Regions from separate parts of the Mus musculus genome. Here regions 1 and 3 are each linked to region 2. Evidence: chromatin loops called from intact Hi-C (ENCODE). Cell type or tissue: heart. All regions are shown on one strand. Region 1 holds the start of Htr2a (5-hydroxytryptamine (serotonin) receptor 2A). Region 2 holds the start of Nudt15 (nudix (nucleoside diphosphate linked moiety X)-type motif 15). Region 3 overlaps Htr2a (5-hydroxytryptamine (serotonin) receptor 2A).

The links. A loop is a pair of places that touch in the nucleus more often than their neighbours do. Peaks named below come from ENCODE experiments on the same cell type or tissue, not always from the same donor. Only the 100,000 strongest peaks of a DNase experiment are listed, where the experiment ranks them.
Region 1: it touches region 2 in a loop (4-fold over the local background); 2 of 42 quality-filtered maps call a loop at or near these places.
Region 3: it touches region 2 in a loop (4-fold over the local background); 11 of 42 quality-filtered maps call a loop at or near these places.

The regions. Positions count from the first base shown.
Region 1 is chr14:74,640,189-74,648,188 of GRCm38, forward strand. It overlaps Htr2a (5-hydroxytryptamine (serotonin) receptor 2A), which reads left to right and starts at 686. Exons shown (of 3, transcript NM_172812.3): 1 at 686-2,156; 2 at 4,800-5,000. The coding sequence starts at 1,745. It overlaps Gm41210 (a long non-coding RNA gene), which reads right to left and starts at 658. Exons shown (of 3, transcript XR_874820.3): 1 at 1-658. In heart, CTCF peaks have their summits at 1,066 and 3,376 (motif pointing left); DNase peaks (open chromatin) are centred at 3,343, 6,173 and 6,423; H3K4me3 peaks cover 2,172 bases; H3K27ac peaks cover 1,377 bases; H3K27me3 peaks cover 356 bases.
Region 2 is chr14:73,521,135-73,529,134 of GRCm38, forward strand. Nudt15 (nudix (nucleoside diphosphate linked moiety X)-type motif 15) reads right to left here and starts at 4,115. Exons shown (of 3, transcript NM_001360484.1): 1 at 3,926-4,115; 2 at 2,164-2,360; 3 at 1-540. The coding sequence starts at 4,080. The coding sequence ends at 380. It overlaps Gm41209 (a long non-coding RNA gene), which reads left to right and starts at 4,168. Exons shown (of 3, transcript XR_874819.2): 1 at 4,168-4,412; 2 at 4,703-4,775. In heart, a CTCF peak has its summit at 3,763; DNase peaks (open chromatin) are centred at 3,837 and 4,097; H3K4me3 peaks cover 1,567 bases; H3K27ac peaks cover 873 bases.
Region 3 is chr14:74,704,718-74,712,717 of GRCm38, forward strand. Htr2a (5-hydroxytryptamine (serotonin) receptor 2A) reads left to right here. Exons shown (of 3, transcript NM_172812.3): 3 at 878-2,142. The coding sequence ends at 1,680. Among named protein-coding and RNA genes, the nearest start is that of Esd, 24 kb to the right of the region's middle. In heart, a CTCF peak has its summit at 4,546 (motif pointing left); no DNase peak of the experiment used is centred here; H3K27me3 peaks cover 310 bases.

The sequences.
Region 1 (8,000 bases), 1.1 Mb after region 2:
AGAAAGTAATCCATTTTCTTATCTGTCATGAGTGCATCTATCTTCCTTTAAGGACCACTTGGGAGAGAGCTTCTTTTGCATGTGAGTCGCTTTATCATTAGGGTCACTTCTGGGGGAAAAAAACATAGAACAAAATAGAACAAAACCCTTCATTTTCTAACATGAAGTTTTTCATTATTTCTTGGCGACAGGTTTGAGATGAAGAAAAGTAAGCTAGTTACAGGATGCATACACATAGCAATAGTGTGTGTGCTTAAATGCATTTAAGTAACTAAAAATTGTTCTGATAGTTTATCAGTTATTGCCACAGACTTCCTGATTCCTCTGAACTCATGTCGCCACGGTCAGCCATCCCTCCTGGACACATCATCACTGGCTTGGATAGAAGTGCTGGATGCTCCCAGATCCCAGGACATGCCGTTTTCTAGCCTTATTTATCTTCTCATTCTTCACCCCTCAGCCTAAAAATATGACTGCCATGTACCCCTCCTGCCTGCTGTCCCCTAAGCTGTCTCCTTGTTCTCTCTTTTTTTAAGGAAAGGTTCCTAATTAACCTGTAGCAGAAAGAATGGGGGCGCGCGGGGGAGGGGGTTGTTTGGTCCGCCCTTCCTGGCTGTTGCCACCTTGCAGGTTATGACACAGTGACAGAGGGAGGTCTGAGGAAGGAGGCAACCAGGAGGGGCTTATTCTTTTGGAGCTCCGGGAGCCTCTTGATACAGACAGCGTTTCCTACTTTCCCTGCGGCTCTTTTGTGTGACTTTGAGAGGGGCTCCCTAGTGACTGATTCCTCTCTGTGCGCTCGCCTCAGCAAGCAGCCAGGCTCTGGGAGGGAAGACCCAACCAAGCTCAGCAGTAGCAGAAGCAGCCAGCACAGACTTCAACCGTGCTGGAACCGGCATGCGGTTTTTGAAGTCAGCAGAAACAGAAATCAAATTACTATCATCTTATGCTGCTAGAAGCTCAAAGAGAGGGGATTCCACACTGGCCTAGTCACCATGCGACAGGCAAGTCACAGGATAGCGGACCCTGGCGACAATGAATGTAAGTTCCTCGGCTGCTGTCCTTTACTGCTGTGGGATTTTCTTTCTGCTTAAAGTCACGCTTGGCTAGAATGCCGTCATTGCCGCGAGAATTTCTGATGTGGAAAGTTCTCTGCTGCGCTTCGGGATGCGTTTTCCTTTCGTTAACTGAGCCAGAGATACAAGCTGAAATTCCTGACCATCGCTGCGGCGATTCTGCCTGAGACTAAAAAGGGTTAACCCTTATGATGGCATTAACATTGCGTGGATTTTTAATTGACTTCCTTAATTAATATAGAGGGCACACAGCCCTCCCTCCTCGTTTTGGATCTCATGCTGTTTTAACTTTGTGATGGCTGAACTCTTGAAAGCAGCATATCCAACCCGAGAATTGGCTGAAAGATTCTCACCGGATACAAAACTTTTCTTCCTTAACCAGGAACACGTTTGTGTCTCCAAATGCTCCACACTGCTTTTTTTGCCTTTGCTTCCGTGAGAACTTACAGCTCCGCCGTGGACTCTCCCTAGCACTGTGAAGCGAGGCATAATCAAGAGCCATCACACTTCTGTAACTCTTACTATGGAAGAGGAGAAAGCAGCCAGAGGAGCCACACAGGTCTCCGCTTCAGCATGCCCTAGCTCCAGGACGTAAAGATGAATGGTGAGCCCCGGCTATGACTCGCTAGTCTCTCCACACTTCATCTGCTACAACTTCCGGCTTAGACATGGAAATTCTCTGTGAAGACAATATCTCCCTGAGCTCAATTCCAAACTCCTTAATGCAATTAGGTGACGACTCGAGGCTCTACCCTAATGACTTCAACTCCAGGGATGCTAACACTTCCGAAGCCTCGAACTGGACAATTGATGCTGAAAACAGAACCAACCTCTCCTGCGAAGGGTACCTCCCACCGACATGCCTCTCCATTCTTCATCTCCAGGAAAAAAACTGGTCTGCTTTATTGACAACTGTCGTGATTATTCTCACCATTGCGGGAAACATACTGGTCATCATGGCAGTGTCCCTAGAGAAAAAGCTGCAGAATGCCACCAACTATTTCCTGATGTCACTTGCCATAGCTGATATGCTGCTGGGTTTCCTTGTCATGCCCGTGTCCATGTTAACCATCCTGTATGGTGAGTGGTGTTAGCATGTCAGCTGTCCTCACCATAGTCCCAAAGAGCTTGTGCATGCTGTTAGTGGAGGGACTGGGGCTCCAGGAGAGAAATAGACAGGAAACTTTGTTTTAGTCTTAAAATTTTATTTTTCTTGAGAGAAAAAAAAAAGTCAGACAGCCTAGTACCTGGTCATTGGTGAGTTGTGTGTCTTAGAATGGATACATCTTTGTAGAGAAATTATTACCTGTATTCCAATACTCTGTGAGCATAATTTAGCTGTCATTCTGTGCCCATGCGATTTTTTTCCTGCTTTTATTTGCCAGCCTCGGGACAGAACAGTTTTCTGTTTCTCACCGGGTTCTCAGCACTTCTAATGGAGTGGTAAAACCTTCCCAATTACCTTGGAACATTTGCAGAGAGAGCATTAGTGCTGGAGGAGTGGGTTTAATGTTAAAATATTCAGAGTCTCCATTAGAATAAATGAATTACTCTGGTTTTAATTGCCCCCTCCCCCCCCCCAAGCCCAGAGAAGACAATATCTAAGAAAACCTTTGAGTTATTCTTTAAAAAATGCACACACATAAACTCCTGTCTGGTTTTGGAGGGTGGAAAACAAACTGAAAGCTCTCAGTCTTGCTTTCCTTGCTACGGTTTGACAGTGTCAAACTTCCCAGGAAGTCAGCAAACACTGGGATGGCTTTCATGGAGGGGCAGAATGTGAGACTCTTTCAAAGTGTGACTAATACAGCCGGATCCCTCCTAACAATGAGCAAATGAAAGAATATTCGCACTACTGGCACATGCCCTTGGCAGTCACCCGAACTACAGGCAGTTTTCCCTAAAATTCACCTTTACAGGGGAATTTTCTGGCCAAGTCCTAGAGGCTACAATATGAACATGTCCATCCAGCCCCGAAAAGCTTCAAGGAAGAAGGAAGCAAGCCAGGAGTAGCAAGCATCCATTTGCCCCGGCTTGACCATTCAAATGACACACCCAAATAATTCCATTAAATTTGCTTATCATTTCTCAGCCACGGGAGAGATGCTCTCACTTCCTAAAACCCTGGCCAGCCCTCAGAGGCAAACCCTACTATGGGGTGAGCAGGGTGACTCTGCAAGAACCCAAACCACAGCAGGAAGGCAGAGGGACCTGCTGGGCAGCAGGGGTAATCCTGGCCACGTAGGAAGTGCAGCAGGTCCCTGGACTCAGCTCGGGGTACAAGGCTGCCCCCTAGTGACGACTTCTGGGGATGCAGCCTAGAGTCTAGTTGACACTTAGCCAGGCTGGCCCTAGCACACAATTCACAAACCTGTCTTGCACAAATATTCTCTTCTTACCCTTTGGTAAGAAACTTTAAGGGGAGAAGTTTCTTTCCTGAGACTAAAGCTAGAAGATTTGGGATTAGATTTAGGTCCAGCATCCTTTCCTTTTCTGAATACCCCTGGAGGCAGCAAGGTAGAAATAAGACTTGTGCAAAAGGAGGGTCTGCTTAGCCTGAGCTCTAAACTATCCTAAAGAAAGTACTGATCTCTAATCTTCCTTCCTATTCGCAGGCAGATGTAATATTGTTGCTCCTTACATTAGCAGAACAAACCAACAGTCTATCCAAGTGTCTGGTCCTCTCCAAAACACTCAGAAAGGAGCAGGGCACTTCATTTATGTCACCAAGGCATCTCAGGCAGCAGAGAACCTGCCAAGCTTCCTGCCTTGGACTCTGGGGAGTTTTAAAATCCTTTGACATTGGGGCTTCATCTCTAGCCACCCTCCAGAGAGAATGATTTAAATGGGCCCAAAGCTATACTGTTTGATTGTGAGACATCGGAGGGGGGCGAGTGTCACCTTTGCCCTAAGCAGGGGTTGTTCCCTGAGTGCCAATACCAGCCTCAGCAGTATGATTTCTTAAGTTTTTTTTTTTTGTTTTGTTTTTTTTTTTTTTTGGAAAATGCACATTTCCCAGCCTGTTCCAGACTTACGGAAGCAGAATCGCCAGAGGTGGGTCTCCATTTTAAGGAGCCACCTGCGAAAACCAGCTGTCACCTGTAGTTTGAGCACTGCCCTGAGACAAAGCTCCAAGTCCAGATACCCTTGATATTCTTCACCATCCTCAATGTTTCTCACATGCCCCAAATTTAATAAGACACATTAAGGGACTGTGCACCATAAAAAAAGACATTCAAGAGATTTGAAGACGATTCGTCACACAGCCACTAATTGCCTGTCTATGTGAGACTGGACATGTCTAAGAGTGACTAAGATTAGACTAGCTATAGGGACCCTAACCCCAAAGAAAATTATGTGGATAAATAAAGGCTGTATGTGACCGGCAACATCAATTGAAGGGCTCAGAACATAACTTTGGACACATTGCTAAATAAAAGTGGCTTTGACCAGGTAGAGGGTGAGAGAGACTCCATTCCAGAGGAAAAAGCAAATTCCTCCTTCATTAATGCAATTCCACAGGTCAGAAACCTTCAACCCTGCACTCCCCTGCCCGTGCCATCACAGTGCACACTGGCTGTTGGTTTAAATATTGAAAGTCTCTTGTAGTTCCCTTGCCTGTCACCTCTACCTGTCCCCAAGTTGTAAGTCCTGGGGTATAGATTACACGCTGCAGAAAGCACGAAGCTAGCTATTCACTGATGCTAAACTTCTGCCCCACAGGGTACCGGTGGCCTTTGCCCAGCAAGCTCTGTGCCGTCTGGATTTACCTGGATGTGCTCTTCTCCACGGCGTCCATCATGCACCTCTGCGCCATCTCCCTGGACCGCTACGTGGCTATCCAGAACCCCATTCACCATAGCCGCTTCAACTCCAGAACCAAAGCCTTCCTGAAAATCATTGCGGTGTGGACCATATCCGTAGGTAAGCTGGACCACCTGGCAGGGTGGCATCTGAAACTAGAGTCTGTCCCTTCCCGGGAGACACGTTCCACATGGCTGTGGTGAAACCTGACTCTCTGAGTCTGTGGTTTCATGTGTTGCAAGGTATGTCTCCACTTCATGGTTATTGGAGTCGTTCTAGGAAAGGAGAAGCTGCAGATGCCAATGGCTGACGGCATCTGTCCATATTGTTTTGCACACGTAAGAAAAAGCACAGCAGCGGATCCTAAGGCAGGAATGCCTGTGTTCTTTCTCACATCCGAGCTCAACACTCTAAGCCTTGGGTCTCCCCGAAACCTATCGTTACTGGACTGTGATTGCTAAGGAATATGGGCACTTGACCCAGACAGCATTGGCCTTGAAGGAGGATCCAGAAAGGGGGCAGAAGCTGAGGACAGAGGGAAATGGCTTAAAGGGTTGGGCATTGCAGCTGCCTGGTACCTCTGTGGCCTTTCTCCCTGCTGTGACATCCACACCAAAGGATTCCAACCCACTTCTGTTAGGCCCGATTACACACACTTACCTCTGGCTAGCATTGATCTCCTGTCACTATAAATAGGATCTAAAGGAGCAGCTCTCAGGCAGCAAAGTCAATTTTACCTGTCACCTCAAAATACTTAGTTTGTAATCAAAGATTCCCTGAGACCTGCTGTCAAGTCTCAAAGCTTCTCAAAGGGAAACGCTATGTTTGCTAAGGCCCTTGGGGTATCTACTTCCTGGAAAGAGTGCAGGGTTTGATGGTAGATTAAAATTCCAGAGCTCATTTAATGCTACCTACTACTTTGTAATTTAAAATACCTATTAATGGGGGTCAGAGAGATACATTAACATTAGAGCTATCTATCTATCGCTGTCCTTGCTTCCAGCTCCTACAAGGGTGACTCACCACCCAGTTCCAAGAGATTCATCCCCCTCTTCTGGCCTCTTAGTGCATCAGGAACACACATGTGTGCAAACACACATGTGTGCAAACATACAGGCAGGTAAAACGTCCATAACACATAAAATAAAAGCGATTTTTTCAAATACTTATCAGCAAGCACAGTCTGTGCTCCTTGGTTTCCTTCCTGCTAATAACAGGAGTTAATGTGACGTCATCTCCACTTTGTAGAAGAGGAACGGGTGTTCTAAAAGGGAAATGAGGGGCGTGTGCAGCAAGTGTGAGCACAGTGAGCACTCTCTGGCTCTGATGGTAACAACAACGGGTTATGGTTACACAGCATCTTTGCACATTTTGGGAAAACCTCACCAGTTTTTCACCTTGAGCCTTAAGTTATCACTAGAGGTCAGCAGCACAGATGAATACCGTTGTATTTGTTTGATGCGTCGGGGGACCTCAGGAAATAGGACTTGTGGTTTCCTGGGTCACAGGTCTGACTCACAAGTGCTATAGCCTGCTGGCACGGAGCCCTCCTCTTTCTGCTGAGTGTAGCACACCTCCCTTAGCTGACAGCTTCAGATCCAAGAAAAGGCTGATGGCATTGTTCTGTGCAACCTAGGACTCCTCCTCACCTGGAACAGGAGGGTAAAGCGGCCAGCAGGTGTCCATCCAAGCTGCTTGTCACCACTCTGGAGAATTCTTAGGTTTAAACGGCTGGGTGTTCCTAAGAGAGGTCCACGGTTGAGGACCACATGAGCCAGATTATCAGAGAAGGAAGCAAGGTCAAAGGGTCAAGTGCAATTCACGCAGCAAAGTACACTGTCTTCCCTGCATAGACTGTCCTGCTAGCCGAGCATAAACTGAAGTGGCCCATCAGCTTTTCTTTCCGTGTGTGTGTGTGTGTGTGTGTGTGTGTGTGTGTGTGTGTGTGTGTGTGTTCATGTGTCTGTATATTCAATGTGGTGGCCAAATGTTGATGTCAAGCACCCTCTTTAGTTTATCTATACTTTATGAGTCAGGGTCTCTTGCTGAACCCAGAGCTTGTCGATTTGACCAGTCTAGACAGCTATTTTTGCTCCAGGGATCCTGTCTCTGCTTCCGCCTCCTGAGGGTTAGGGTTACAGGAAGCCCATCACATTTACATGAGTGCTGAAAATCTAACTCTGGCCCTCACATTGTACAGCAAGGACTTGTACCCACAGAGCCATCTCTTCAGTCCCAGAGTTCGTTACCTTACCCATGGCCAAAACAACTCTCCATCCCTGTCAACCTTCATAGTGACACCATTAACAGAAGTTAGACATTTATTCTGAAAAATGTACAGACCCAGTCCTGTACAGAGCACCTCGTGGGTAAGTCCCTTGCACAGGATCGAAACACTTAGAGCCAAGAGTCATCTCAGGCCAATCCAGCTCTAAAATCTGCACTTTTTCTACTACCTAATAAGGCTGTCTGCCCTAGCTCTTTCTGGCTGTCATCCCAGGAGCGAGACAGGTTAGAATGGTTGTAAGGATGCTGACCAATGGACATCGCTACAAAGAAGTGTTCAGGAATGATCATCCCTCTGTCCTTTTGGTTATGCTAGAGTAAACCAGATGACAGAGTGTGTATTCAAGTACCTCTCCAACTGTGGTAGAAGACACTTAAATTTAAGAAAACTAGAGGTCACCCAACCTTGTAACTACCTGTGAGATGATGCTCTGAGAAACAATCAGATAAGAAATGCTAAAAACAAAAAGTCAGTTCTACCCTGGGTCCTGAAGAAGCTCGGGACTCACTTCCTGCTGACTTTTCGGCTCTTGCTTCTGGTTCTACTGTTTTGTTTTTGGGTTTGAGGTTTCAGTTTGTGGATTTATGCTTGGATCCTTAGTCCAACTGGAATTGTTTCCTGTTGTTTTGTCTTGTTTTGTTTTTTTAATCGTGTATAGTCAACAAATGAAACTGATTTCAAAATGCACACTGTGGTGATTGAACCTATACATGTTTTGTAAAATAAATACTGTAATTCAATTAGTCAACTTCTCCATCCGCTCACCAAGATGCCCTGTAGTTTTCAGTCAGAACATGGAGAAACTTACAAGAGTAAAACTCAGAGTTAGCAAA
Region 2 (8,000 bases):
AGTTCTTTTCAAGTGGCTGAAAGGGAAAAGGAAAACATCAAGCTTGATGAACTTGGCAGTAGGCGCCTTGCTTTTGAACTTGAATGGCCATATTTGAGTTCCGACCTCTGTTTGAACTAGCACAAGGCAATCTATTACGCTCGCCTCCATGCAGCGGACAGCGGAAGCCATGCAGAAGTGCAGATAATGAACTGCAAGCTCCTTACACACCTTATTCTATGCCACCAGGACAATTCAGCGGCACACCCCAGGAAGAGTTTCTTAAGGTTCTTGAGTTATATCAGGAGACTGCAGATAAACTGGTGACCACGTGGCTCTATGGATAAAATCGAGTTGTCCTGAAACAGAAGTTTTCATTTCCTGAAGACTTTGTTTTTAATCAAGGAGTCTTCGTGGTCCTTTCAAGGTGCTCTCCTCGGTACCCTTCCAGGTGGTTCAGGTCCTCTTTAAATGGGTCATAACCTTGCTCTTTTAGACAGCGGAGAGCCCAGAAAAGCTGGTCTAAGGGAGGGAATTCTTCCCATGGAACCCACTCCCAACCTAGAAGGGAAACTGACAGTCAGTACGCAGAAGCGGCAGAAAGCAAGGCATTTGCTGGACAAATAAAACCCACATTTAGAATGAAGAGCTTGGGAAGAGAAAGGTGACCAAGAAAACAGTGGAGTGTTTCTTGTTTCTTTGTTTGAGACAGGGTCTCATGTAGCAAAGCATTCAGTCCTGACTGAACTCATCTGAGGTGTCTACTGTTCACAGATGAGGAAAACGGCCCACCATTAAGTAACTTGGCCAAGTAACTTCACAGAGAACTGTTAGATCCAAACCGGACCCCCGAGATGGGGCCACTGCCTATGTCTATATTACAGGCTAGATGCCCATCAGGGATACAGGATTGCTGATAGATACACTCAAGCCTCATAAGCATTCCTCCAAAACCTGTGAGCTGGGTTTCTGCCAGGAAGAGCTTCCATTTGCCCTGTCTCCACAGCACAGCGAGCACGGCATCTAGCTACCTATGAACACATATTGAAGTCCCACAGCTAGCGACCACCCACTTCCCTACAACCCACGCCCACGCTAAACTTCCAGGATGTCTGGCTTACAGGCTTCATCCCAGCACAGACTAGTTCTTTAAAACTGCCAAGGCTTTCCCCGCCTTTCACTATTCTGTGTTGTACGTTTCGAGTCCATGCTTCCCCCAACCCCAAGACATCCATAGCATCTTTCAATTTCCCAGATGAGCCTTTCTTTCTAGCCATGGAGTACTCCAACATGGTGGTTTCACTGTGCCCTAAATCACAGCGACAGTGCAAGAACCATGACAGGAGCACAGGTATCTGTATCTTCCATCCCTTGGGATCTACACATCTCCCCATCTCTACATTGTCTCTGCGCTGCTCTAACAGGACAGCCGGCAGACTTTCATTTCACATAATTCTGCAGATTGAAAGTCTAAGATCAAGATGCTGGCCAGACGTGATGTCTGGTAAGGGCCCATTTCCTAGCTCATGGGACAGCCATACTCCTCCTGTATCCTCACATGGAGGACGTGGTGAGGATCTCTCTGGGGTCTCGTTCATGTGAGCACTAATTCCATTTGTGGCCTGTTAGGCAGTGCTTCATTCAGTCCTGTGGTGAACAGTGGATCCTAGCCACCGCCGCTGCCGCTGCCATTTTGGGAGGTAATGGGAAGTTCAGAGCATCTGCACATGGCAGGTGAGCCTCTGAAGACTGCACCTGGTCCTTCTCACTCTGCCTCAGTCCTGCTGAGGGGTAAGGAGGTGAGAAGCGTCTGTTGCAGCTCCTCCAGGACATTCCATCTCACTAAGGGCCCAGAATCAGCAAAGCCCAGGCCCCGTCACCATCACCCCAAGACTGGAATTTCAACATAGGTTTTTGGTTTTTGTCTCTTTTTGAGATTGTGTCTCTACATAGACCTAGCTAGCCTGGAACTTTCTATGTAAACCAGTGACCTCAAACTCCCAGAGATCTTTCTGTCTCTCCCTACTATTCCCCAAGTGCTGGGGTTAAAGTCACCTTCTTAGCTCCAACACAGGAACTTTCGAGGTCATAGACACAAAGAGAATCCGATTCTCTTCATATGGCAATGATACTCTAACCATGCTTCTCTGAAGAATAATACGTTATTGTATCTGATTCTCTTACTTTCATTCTTTTCAGGCTCCATATTCCTCGGCTCCGAATCATGAGTCATATCCACCTCTCCTTTCATTAATATGGTAACATAATGGTAATTCTCCTTCTCAACAAAAGAATTTACCACGGAGGCAAAGCACACATTTTTCAGGTGAAGCCCAGCTTCTTCCCAGGTTTCTCTCTGAGCGCATTCTTCCCAGGTCTCACTGGAAAAAGAAACACAGCCTGCTTAGTGTACACATGAGGTGAGAGTCCTGGTAGGAAAATTATGGTATACAGTAAAAGCAATGGTAATTAGTTTATGCTTTAGACTGATTAAAAAAAAATCTTCCATCTTGACATTATGCATATTCTATATTTAGTGATTTGAAGACCCAAAGAGCTTTAGGTTATGCAAAAATTAACACTTAACAACAGCATTAATTCCTAGGTCTGGAGATAGACTTAGGCAGCAAGGGTGCAGTTTAGTGTGTCAGGTAAGAACCCAGGCTTTCTCTGGGTGGTGGTGGTACACGCCTTTAGTCCGAGTACTTTAGAGGCAGAGCCTGGTGAACCTCTGTGAGTTTGAGGCCAGATTGGTCTACAGAGGGAATTCCAGGACATCCAAGACTGTACAGAGAAACCCTATTTCTAAAAACAAAAACAAAACCCAACAAAAACCACTCCCCAAAACCCAAAACAAAACCAACCAACCAAACAAACAAACAACAATAAAAAACAACCCAACAACAACAAAACCCAGGCTTCTGAGTCAACTGTACCCAGGAAAAAAAGAAACATTAATTAATGTTCCTTTCGGGTTGTGTTTTGAAAGTGCATTAAATGCCTTCCTTATGCTTCAAAATTCCAGTTTAAGCCTAAAAATTGAGGCAATTAGGCAACAGAGAAAGAGATGATTAGCATTAAGGGGCATGCAACACTTGTACTTCCAGGCCACATAGGAAAGTACAGGTTACCATCAAGAGGAAGGAAGTTGTCAGCCTGGTAATGTTTCCCTGTCATGGAGAGCCAGTGAGAGGCTCCTCCATCCAGTGAATCCATCACGCCATAATCCCAACACTCAGAAAACTGAGGCAGGCAGATCTCGGTCTCTTATAACTAAATAAGCCTATTAGATAATAGTGACCCAGATAATTACATAATAGGAAGTCTCAGATTTCCTTTGAAATTGTCTACAGAATCAAGTATGGTGCTTGTTAGATAAGGCGTAGGAAGGCTTGAAGCTTTACCTTCCAAGTGTTTTATAACACTACATTATTTTATATTACTATACAAGACTAAAGGAAATCACACCGAATCTGGATGTCTTAGATACTTTTATTGTATTTTAAGGCACACTCTCGGATTAGAACACATTTTTGAGCAGAGCCAGGGTTTCTTCACGATTGCACAGAAACTGACTTAGCTACCCTTCCCCCTTTGTGGGACTGACACATCCACATCGCAGAAGCGGCGGGGCCAGCCTCACAAAACTCTGATATATTTAAATCTCATGGGGCAAAAGGAAAAGTCCCAGTTAACATCCACTTTCTCTGTAAACACTAAGAAATACAAACGACTTCCACTTGCAGCCAGGAGAGGGCAGAGCGAGGACTAACGGGGCCCGGGTACTGGCACAGCACCCCCTCCTGGCTGGATCCCGGAGGACACCGGGGCCGTAGAGAGCTCGCGGAACTCAACTGCGCACTGAAGCGCGTCACACGGACCGAGAATGGCGTGCGGACTAGTGATATTCCCGAAGCTTCCGCTTCCCGGAGGTCGTCCTGCTCACCCGAATTCCAAATGGCCCCCAGGAAGCTGGAAACTGCCGGCTCCAAACGATCCTTTCCTTTTCCCCAGAAGGACGCAGCGAGGATGCTCGCAGCTCAGCACCACCACGCCGACCCCAACTCCTGGCCGCCGCCTCGGCTCTGCGTTAGCGGCCATAGCATTTGGCTGACCCCGGAAGTGACGTTGAAGCTGTACGGGAACCGGCAGGAGCCTCGCTGATTGCTCGCTGAGTGTTGTGTCTCACGAATCACCTGTCGCCTGGTGCATAGATCATGCAGAAACAACCATATAAATAACTAACATAAGAGTACTGAAAGATGATTTGGGGAAGTAAATGAGACTAATTAAGTTTCTTTAGGATAAATTCATATTTTAGAGAAAAACAAATTATAGTAGATAAAAATATACATCAACTAAAACTGAAATATGAAAAGAAAAACTTGGGGAAATCAGCTGTAACAAGATTGACATCTTAAATCTTTGGACGGGTGGGTTTACTTTAAAAGTATTACTTTATTTCTACTAATGTGTGCATAATTTTAGAAACCCAATAGTACAAAACTGCCCAAGGACAGACACTATCCCTTTTAGCCCTGCTTCCAGAGACAGCTTTAACTCTTTGAAATGTTAGTTTTTATATTTCCACACATATATCTGAGTGTATACTTAATTTGTATCCTAAGTAATTGTCTTAGTGAGGGTTTCCGTTGCTGTGAAGAGACATTATGACCAAGGCAACTCTTATAAAGGACAACATTTAATTGGTGCTTGCTTGTAGGTCCAGAGGTTCAGTCCATTATAATCAATGCAGGAAGCATGGCAGCATCCAGGCAGTCGTGGCACTGGAGGAGGTAAGAGTTGTATATCTTGTTCTAAATTCAAACAGGAAAAGATTCAAACAGCAACTGGGAGAAGTATCTCAAAGCCCATCTCCCACAGCGACACACTTCCTCCAAAAAGGCCACAACCACTCCAACAAGGACACACCTCCCTGGGCCAAGCATATTTAAACTACCATAGTAATCCATTAGAAAGTTTCAGTATCCATTAGGTATGCTTAGCAAAGTCCTAAGTTTTGCCAATCAACGAATGTGCAAATGAATAGACAGTTTAAAACGAGAAACAAAAATAATAACTATTTTTAAAAGTGTTGACTATCTCCATTGAGGAATTGAGATGCCATCTGTACTGGCTGGTTTTGGGTGTCAACTTGACACAGGCTGGAGTTATCACAGAGAAAGGAGCTTCAGTTGGGGAAGTGACTCCATGAGATCCAGCTGTGGGGCATTTTCTCAGTTGGTGATCAAGGCATGAGGGCCCACCATGGGTGGTGTCATCTCTGGGCTGGTAGTCTTGGGTTCTATAAGAAAGCAACTTGAGCAAGCCAGTAAGAAAGATCCCTCCATGGCCTCTGCATCAGCTCCTGCTTCCTGACCTGCTTGAGTTCCTGTCCTGACTTCCTGTAGTGATGAACAGCAATTTGGAAGTGTAAGCTGAATAAACCCTTTCCTCCCCAACTTGCTTCTTGGCCATGCTGTTTGTGCAGGAATAGAAACTCTGGGCAAGATACCATCTTACCCCAGTCAGAATGGCTATCATCAAGAGATCTGACAACAAATGTTGGAAAAGTTGTGGAGAGAGAAGAACCCTTATTCAGTGTTGAGGGGAGCAAACTAACACAGACATTATGGAAATAAGTGTGGTGGTTTCTCAAAAAATTAAATATAGACCCACCCCCTCCTAACTTACTGGAAAACAATATCTCTTGACTGTAATTAGAGCAAAATGCAGAGCTCTCAGCTCCTTTAGCACCATGTACACCTGGACACTGCCATGTTTCCTGCCATAATGATAATGTGCTGAACCTCTGAACTTGTAAGCCTGCCCCAATTAAATGTCATCTTTTATAAGAGTTGCCTTAGTCATGGTGTCTCTTCACAGCAATGGAAACCCTAACTGAGACAATATATAACATGGATTTTATTCAGGTCTAAAGAAAAATGAAATTTATATTTTGGCAGAAAAAAATGGAATGGCTTGGAATGTATAACATTAAGCAAGGTCACACAGTCTCAGAAAGAAGAAAACCTCTGCATGTTCTTCCTTAAGTGCGGATTGTGGCCTACAGTATATCTGTATATTTGTAAACAAATTACATCGAGGGACAGTGAGCGGCAAAAGAAGGGGAGACAAGGAAGGGCTGAGTGAGGGTAAAGGACCGGGAAGGTAGAAAAGAGAAAATAAGGCGAGTTGTTTTTCTAGTTCTTTCCTGCCGTGGATTCCCAGGTTTGTGGTGGCAGAGAAGTGCATTTGATTGGGAAGATGTGAAGCCCAGCATGGAGCTCCATGGCCTAGGAATTGCTGCTCTGACAGGACAGGGGTTCATTGGGCTGCATAGCCTTTGGGTCTGGCTAATTTTGGTCAAAGTGCAAAATGGAACAACCACTTTGGAAAGCATACTGTGTTTCATAAAAAGCAAGTATATTTGTGTGATACAACTTGATGATTCCACTACTAGATAATGGACTGAGACAAATGAAAGTGTATGTTAATACAAAGATATGTGTGGAAATATTGCAGTAACTTAATTTATAATTAGTAAATGTTACCCTAATGGTGAATAAATAAATTAACTATGGCACATTCATAAATGGAAAATTGCTGAGAAACAAGGAACACTGTGTGGATACCATCAACTGTGTAGGCAAATCTCAATTGCTTTATGCTATATGAAAAAAATTAGATACAGAAGCTGGATAATTCCACTTAGAGGGTAATCTGAAATAGACTAAACAGCCAATAGCCAGAGCCAATAGATCAGTGTTTGCCTGAGGCTTTAATTACAGGGAGAGGTAACTGCAAACAACTGAAAGAACCTAGTGGGGAAACCCCCACTCAATATCCGTTTGGCCCGCACCCAGGAATCACGAACAGACAACCATCTTGATGTAAAAGCATGAGGTAGTTTAATGACGGAGCTCCGGGCCGACACATATCTCCCACAGGAGACAGAGGTGTTGACCACATGGTGGAGCCATAATGGCGGAGCTCCTGTTCGAAACATATCTCACACAGGAGACAGTGGTTTCGACCCTGAGGCTTGGAAGCTAGGGACTTTTATAGAAAAGGGGTGGGGCTGGGGAGGGATTGGTGTGGTTTTACATGATTGGTCCATTTAAACATCAACAGACTGTCCAAAGGGTGGGAGATAGGGAGGCACTAGGCCAGTCAGGACATGTAATGACGGGCCTGCCCGGGCATGACCTGGCCTGTTCTGCTATGTTCTCGGCCCCAGGTTTCAAAGCTCACAAACAACTCTTTGGGCTATTTGACATAAATTACATGAACCACAGGTCTCAAGTTTTATTTCCTTTCACAACAACAACAAAAATAACAAACTGGAGAGATTTTTTCCAGTATATTGAAATGTCTATGTATAAACTATGATGTTAGTAACATGACTGTGTGTTTTAACTCAAAAGACTTTGTTATATAAAGAGGGAATTTGCTACATGTGTATTAAGCCTCAGTATATCTAGCATTTTTTAAAAGCCCAAATCGAACTTGCAGAAAAGTCATGAAGTGAGGTGCCGCAGACCCTCTTTGGTCCCTGTCTGCGTGGAATGGGTCTCTGGTTGCAGGTGGACAAGGAGTCGGTGGGAATTGACAGACAGACACAAGGGAATGTGGATCTGAATGTAATTTGTCAAATCCAGCATCAAACTTTTTATACAGAAGGAAATAGGGAAGTTGAGTGACAAACTAGCAAGGTACAAAGAGGTTACTGGATTCTTACACAAAACAGGAATGCAAACACGGAAGGACTGGTGGGAACAAACTGGCATAAAATTCAATGTTAACAACTGGGATCAAAAACAGCTTCACCTAAGGTCCACTTAATCTTAGAAGCCAAGGGCAAGGGCTTTGTGCCCTTGTCATATTTCCTACTCTAGTCTATTGTATAGTCTACCTCCCCCCTAGGCCATTGTAAATACTTGTGTATGGGTGTAACTCAGCTATCTATAGTTCTAAGTATCTACTCTGGTTCCTCTTTAGGTCACAAACTTCCTTCTTCC
Region 3 (8,000 bases), 1.2 Mb after region 2:
CAGATGTAAGAATTTTTCCAAAGTAAAAACTTTATAAAACTAACCCAAGTTCATTTGACTTACTTGAAATTAATATTGGAAAATGTCTTTCAAAAGTAGTTTAGAATATGTTCAACTTTAAAAATGGCCATAGTGGCTCATGTCATTCAAGAAGCTGAAGCAGGATCAATGTGAGTCTGAGGTTATCCCAGGCTAGTATCAGACCCTGTCTCAACAAGCACACGTTTTATCATAAATACTTAATGCCATAGGGAGACCTAAAACTGCACAGAAAGTTCTGTGCAAACAAAAGTAACCTAGGCACCTTGGTGGTGAGAATAAGTGCGATTTTCCTTTACTCACTGTTACCTTTTTATATTTTTCAAATTTGTTAGAAAGCAAAGATGTTAGGCTTATAAGTTTACAGAAGAAGTCGTGAATGCTGATAGTATAATATGAAGTGGGAAGTTAAAAAAAAAAGTAGATAAACTAGACCCTTGTCCTCTTGCCCAGTGTGTGCACGAGTACATATGTGTGTGAGCGCGTGCGTGTGTGGGTACGTGGGGGGGGGAGTACATGCGTGCATATGTTCCTGCATGTGTCATGTGTGTGATACATGTTAAACTGTCCCTGCGGTTAGTCTGTTGATCTCTAGATGATGGTGTTAGCGGTCATTTGTATTTGTTTCACTTTGCCTCTGCATGTGTTTTTGCCAGTTAATAAGTAAAAAATAATATAATTCGAAAAAATATAGAATAAGAATTAGCCCAATCTTCATTGAAGTAATACTCTTAAAGTAAGTTGGCATCACTTTCTTGACCAGGCATTAAGTGGTGATGCTTGTACCTTCATAGTCTCAGTCCCTTGATGGTCTGTCTCACTTTTCATCCTTTTTCAGGTATATCCATGCCAATCCCAGTCTTCGGGCTACAGGATGATTCGAAGGTCTTTAAGGAAGGGAGCTGCCTGCTCGCCGATGACAACTTTGTCCTCATAGGCTCTTTTGTGGCATTTTTCATCCCCCTAACCATCATGGTGATCACCTACTTCCTGACTATCAAGTCACTTCAGAAAGAAGCCACCTTGTGTGTGAGTGACCTCAGCACTCGGGCCAAATTATCCTCCTTCAGCTTCCTCCCTCAGAGTTCTCTGTCATCAGAAAAGCTCTTCCAGCGGTCCATCCACAGAGAGCCAGGCTCCTACGCAGGCCGAAGGACGATGCAGTCCATCAGCAACGAGCAAAAAGCATGCAAGGTGCTGGGCATCGTGTTCTTTCTGTTTGTTGTAATGTGGTGCCCATTCTTCATCACCAATATCATGGCCGTCATCTGCAAAGAATCCTGCAATGAAAATGTCATTGGAGCCCTGCTCAATGTGTTTGTCTGGATTGGTTATCTCTCCTCAGCCGTCAACCCACTGGTATATACGTTGTTCAATAAAACTTATAGGTCCGCCTTCTCACGGTACATTCAGTGCCAGTACAAGGAGAACAGAAAGCCGCTGCAGTTAATTTTAGTGAACACTATACCAACATTGGCCTACAAGTCTAGTCAGCTCCAGGTGGGACAAAAAAAGAACTCACAGGAAGATGCTGAGCCGACAGCTAATGACTGCTCCATGGTTACACTAGGGAACCAACACTCGGAAGAGATGTGTACAGACAATATTGAAACCGTGAATGAAAAGGTTAGCTGTGTGTGATGGACCGGATGCTGGGACGATTGCCCAGGGTGTGTGAACAAGTTTACACCCACGTGTGTGGGGGCAGGATAAGGAGGCTCAGATCAAATTAGACTACTCCAGTGGACCAACTATAATGTCCGGACAGCATTTGAACTAGGAGTGTTGTGATGCTTTTAACATTGCCAATGAGATCTTTAAAATCATTGGCCTTTATTGTACAATTGTAATGAGGCATAAAATCCATCTAATTAACTTCTATTGTCAAATAGAAACCGGGCTGCCATGTTGTTGATGGGTAGCATGGGAGTAAGTTGGTGACATATTGTTGTATATAAAAATAGCTATAAATACTGAAAATAATGAATAGCCTCTTTAAAAACAAAAATGAGTGTTTCAAATTCACCACAACATATATTTTGAAAAGAAAAATAGACAGTATTATGACATTTGTATTGCTAATACAATTCATTGAAATACTTGACGATATTTTTCATTCTTGCTTTTTTCATAGATGCCATTTTGAAATGTTCACAAGACCGCTGGCATTTGCTGCATTTGTCATTAATTCTCAGACGTGGAAGGGTCTTAAATGTTATTCAATAACTCGCTGCTTTCTCTTCTACTTCTTGGGCTTTACCTGAATTTGCAATGTGGTCTTATTTCGTATATTTTTCTTCTCTGTAAACTATCAAAGGGTAATTCTACTTTTCCAAGTACAGTTCTAGAACTCGCTTCAAAGAAACAGCATCCCGGAGGTATTTGGTAACTCACTAGGGAAATGACTGTGTTGCGCATGCGCCCTTTGAGCAGTGACCAGTACAAAGAGTTGACTGTCACAGCTGAACATTAAACTCAGGTTTCTCGCTGTTAGCAGTAGCTTCTTAGGTTATTTCTGTAAAACTCAAGTGACTTTCATATTGACAGTTATCAGGTAAAACTGGTGTTTTCAAAGAGCTGGCAACGTAGCCCAGTTGATAAAAGAGTGCTTGCCTAACATGCAGGAAATCCTAGTGTGGATGCCCAACACTACATAACATAACATAACATAACATAACAGGCACCACGGTGCATGGCTGTAATCCTAGCACTTAGGAAGTGCAGGCGAGAGGATCAGGAATTCAGTCACCCTCAGCTATTTATCTAGTATGAGGCCAATGTGGACTGCATGAGAGACTCTGTCTCCAAACTAAATAAATATAGGGTTTTTTAATGATACTTTTAGATTAATGTATTTATATTATTTATAAAAATGGGTTAGCTTGGTTCCACAGTGATCTGTTGACTGTATCTTATGAGTGGAGCAGTTTCTTAGTTAATAAGGATATTTAAAAAAAGATATATAAGATTTTTGCATTAAAAATGACAACTTAATTGGTTGTTATCAAAAAAAAGTATATAGATTCATTTTCAGAATCAACCAGTTCAATTTTTTCCTTACCTGATTCAGAAAAGAGTTTGTATCAACTCTTGAGAATTTTTTTTAATAATTCTCATTGGTTATAGATATTTGCCAAGGAAACAAGGAAATGGGAAAATATCAATTGAATCAAAGATTGCATGTAATGCATAAAAATAAACACCACAAATTGGGTCCAATTTATAAATACAAGGTTAAAAGCAATATTTTTGTTGCTTCCCTCTAAAACTACATTCATTTTGCTCTGACAGACACTAGCTTCCAGTCAAAAGGCAAGTATCAGCTACCATAACGTTCAGTAGAAATGGCTACTACAGACTAAGGCCAGTTATAGTGAATCCACCATGACACTGTGACACACCGGTGAATTGCACATTACTGTTGAGACAGAGTAAAAGGCTGAAACATCCTTATTGGCTACAAAGGTGTTTTGTTGCAAGCCTTTGGGAAATGTTACAGGTTTAGGAACTAAAGCATGTAGAAAACTTCATCGTGTAAGTTGGAAATTAAGGTTTTCCTAAGTATGTCTTTACAGACACTTTGAATGAAGGTCATGGCTTCAGGTCTAAAATTTATAACATGTCACCAGTCCCAAGGTTATACTTGAAAGAAGTTAGTCCTTAGTGATTAGACTATACTGACTAATAAAAAATAGAAGTGTTAAGAAGCCTGTTCTAATGTGTTTTGCCTTAGTTTGAAACTCTGCACATGCCAATACGTATGAAGGAACGGGTGCAGATTCTAATTCCATGAACTTACTCTTCATCAGAATGAACAGAAACCCCGCTGAAAGGTGTCTTTTGACTACACATATATTACCAGTGTGTATGTGGCTTTTCCCTCTCTGTAACTATCTCTTAAAGGGTATATAAGAAAACGTGTACCTGTATATATATGTACAGACATGTTCCATGCACTTTATTCAACATTTATATATTTATATGAAGAAGAGCAAGTGGTGAAAACATACACATGTGCATGTTTGAATCATGTTGATCTAAATGTGAATTAATGTTCTAATATTCCCATGACCTTCCATGACGGCCAAAGGAGGTTACTGTGTAACAGAGGTACACTTTAAATAAACTGGAAGATGCTTTAATATAAGGAAAGATTTTAACACCATTCTATCAGGGTGTTGAAAACAAATGTCTATATTCAGTTTATTAATCTGAAGTTGAATGATAACTTTAGGCCTCTCTTTAGTCTGGTACTTCTAGACATCTATGGCTTCTTAGATATACTCCTCTCCCCAGGAGGGGAGAAAAAAATAACCATTGAATGATTTATGGATCCATGATGAAAGGATTCACTTCTAGTCAATATTATTAAAAGAGTAACAAACTTCACTCTTCTTTAAGTTGATTGATAGAGTCTACTAGACTTAAGGGATTCAACGCCATATTTAAGAAAAACTCAGTTAAAGCTTACATAATCTATTGGACCACAGCGCCATCTCATGGTCAGTTTTGAAAAATGCTACTGTAGTCCAAACTGCTACCGGGCTGCTTTTAGCAAAAGGGTTCTTCTCCCATTTTGTGCACTGATGAAACATATTTATAAAAGTGTTAAGTTATTCTGTGCCATAATGTAACAAATACAGTGAAGATTTATTTTATGTACTGGTTTTAATCTATTCTAAAATATTTCAAGAATGAATGATTAATTGCAAATAAAGTCCACTTAAAAAAAAAAAAAGTTGACTCCAGAGTTGTGTTTGCTAGAAGGAATTGTCCCAGACCTCCCAGGTCTTCAAGTTGGGGATAGTTGGAAAGCAACAACCTGTGCTTCTGGCTTCAACTATCTCACAATGCTAGAATCCCCTGCATCAGCTTAACGGTCATGAGTCAGCTTCCAGTCACATAGGTTCTCTGTGTCCTACTGATACAACCCAGAAATATAGAGACACACACATATAGGTGTGCATATGCATTACCATACATGCACAAACACACACACACACACACACACACACACACACACACAAACACCAGCACAGGAACCATAGTTAAACAGGGATATGTAACATCATTAAACAGGCCAGAAAGTCACATGACTCATCATTGCACCTTTAAGTGTAGGAACAAAGCAGGGCTTTATGCCTGTAACCCCAGCATCAGAAGGTGGGGGGAAGGATGCCTACAGATTACAAGGCTTTATATGACACCTTGTTTCCAAAAAAAAAATTTAATGAAAAAAAAGTGTAGAAATAATTACAAAGAGGGAGAGTAGTTTTTTTTTTCCAGGTTGTTATGTGTTGAGCACCTACCTACTGTAGAGTCCATGTGTTCAGCTGTTTTGTTTATTTTACATACATGGACTCCTTCACATCTAGCCTAAAGGTAGGAATAGTCTATTTTGAAAATGAGAAAACTGAGATTCAGTTAGTGATGTGTCAAAAGCCACACCACTAATAAGAAATATAGCACTTCAAGCCGGGGCCATCTGATTCCAACCCCTAAGTGCTTCATCCAAGTGGGAGAAGAAGGACATTTCAGAACCCAAACTCTCCTGTTTCCACATTTGCTTCTTGTTATACACTGGCTATAAGCTTAAGTCGTCCTAAACACCCTGTACCTCATTGGAATGTCTCTAGGATGCACAGGTTTGGGTCACGCCCTGCCTAATTGACAGAGATGGCTACCGCAGATCATAGCCGTCCCTGACAGCCTGCAACACACTGGAAGTGTAAAAACTGGGTTTGCTTGCTTTAGTTTTGGTTTTTGTTTTTATTATTAAGATACTAAGAATTGGATCTAGGATCTTACAGTGCTAGGTAAGCATCCTGCCACTGGGCTGTAGCCCCAGTCGTCGTCGTCTTCTTCTTCTTCTTCTTCTTCTTCTTCTTTTTCTTCTTCTTCTTCTTCTTCTTCTTCTTCTTCTTCTTCTTCTTCTTCTTCTTCTTCTTCTTCTTCTTCTTCTTCTTCTTCTTCTTCTCCTTCTTCTTCTTCTTCTTCTTCTTCTTCTTCTTCTTCTTCTTCTCATCCTCCACCTTCTCCTTCTTCTTTTTACTTTTTCCAATTTTTTATTAGGTATTTTCTTCATTTATATTGCAAATGCTATCCCAAAAGTCCCTTATACCCTCCCCCCCTCCCGCCCGCCCTGCTAAACTCCTCTTGCCTTCAAGCCCTTTCCCATATTCATGTATGTCTTTCCTTCTGTTTTATGGCTCACTGGTTCTAACCAGGACCATTTATGTGAGCGTGGGTTTTAAGCTGTTAACTGGAGCTTGGTGGATTCATCCATGGGCACAGCTCTGAAGACAAGGACTGACTCTTGTCCAGAAGCTACAGGTAGCCGATATTTCAGCAGGGGGATGGGCTCTGGGGGCTCCTTCCTAACCTACAATGGACTAGTGTCAGATCTAGAGATGTGCAAGTCCAACGGAGGCAGCCTCAGATGCTGTGGGATCCTGATTGCAATGGCTGTCATGCCCAGGAAGTAGCATTTCAAAGACTTTTGCTTCATCTCCTGGCTCTTACATTTTATTTCTTCTCCTTTTACTCAGTGTTCCCCCAAGTCTTACCAGGGGTGATTAAAATAAAAAAAAATGTTGTGTTTAAGGCTCAGCACTCAGCTATCACTTAGTGTCAGCAGGGAGAGCAGCTTGGTTCTCTGCATTCAATTCTCTCTGCATTCAATTCTGCTCACTGGAAAGAAAGGTTTCTCTGATTAAGGCTAAGATTAGTATTTGTCTATGGGTATAATTTACTATAGAAGTAAATATTAGAAGGCAGCTATACAATAGGAAGTTTCCACCTAGGGCCTAAGACCTGCTGGCATTGTTTTTTACTGGGATAACTGTGCCAGGCATGAATCCCCTCCTGTGGAGTGGACCTCAAGTCTAATCAGAGACTAGCTGGCTACCCTGTTAACACAAAAACATCACTCTCTTTTGCGAATGGAATAAGAAATAGTTGACTTTGAAGCTAAAAAAAATATGAACGAGTACAGCCTGGGAACATTGATTTTGATTACCCAAAATTCCATGTTACAACATGGTAACATACAGTAGTAAAACAAAAGGAGATGTAAATCAAGCATTTTAAAAATACATTGGTAAAAACAATTAAGTTGGCATTTACAGCACAGAGGAAAAATCTCAGCTATAGACCTCATATGCTATCCAATGATACTCAGGGGTTTTGTTAAGTTAGTACATTCCAAAGGTATCTGATAGTCACCAACTGTAAGATCAGACACAGACCTGTTTAGGGGACTAAATGGCTCAAGATAAATGCTATTGGCTCTGGACCTCTCCACAATCATTGAAGTGCTAGTCAGTTAATCATCCTTGCAGAGGTGCAGCTGAAGGCTCAGTTTCTTTCTAGGGTGTTTCATTCACCACTCCATAACAATCATCACTTTTGCACCAGTGAGCATTGTCTGGCAGGTTAACATTACAATTCATAGAGTTTGCAGCTGATTAAGACTCTCTTAATGCCTTTTCTCTCCATATTAATCAGGGTTCCCTAGAGAGGGGAAAACTGATAGAATGAATGAAGAGTTTATATATATATATATATTATATTTTACATATTTATATACATATAAATATGTAAAATATATATATATATGTAAAATTCCAAGGGATTTATTAGAGTTCCTTAGTCCAAGAAGCCAGTAGTTTGCTTTGTCCACAAGGCTGGATATCTCTGCTGGTCTTCAGTAAGTATCAGATCCCATATAAGTAGGCTTCCATTGAAACAAAACTGAGGGTGAGCAGGCAGAGTCAAAGCTTCTTCCATTCTTGTTCTTTACATAGGCCGCCACCAGAAGGTATGGCCCAGAATTAGGGTGGGTCCTCTGACCTCAAGTGATGTGGATTTAAAGTCTCCCTACTGGTAATGGCCCAGTTTAATAAAAATCCCTCCCAGGTGTAGTCAGCCACTTGGGTTCTATTTAATTGCACATTTAGCCA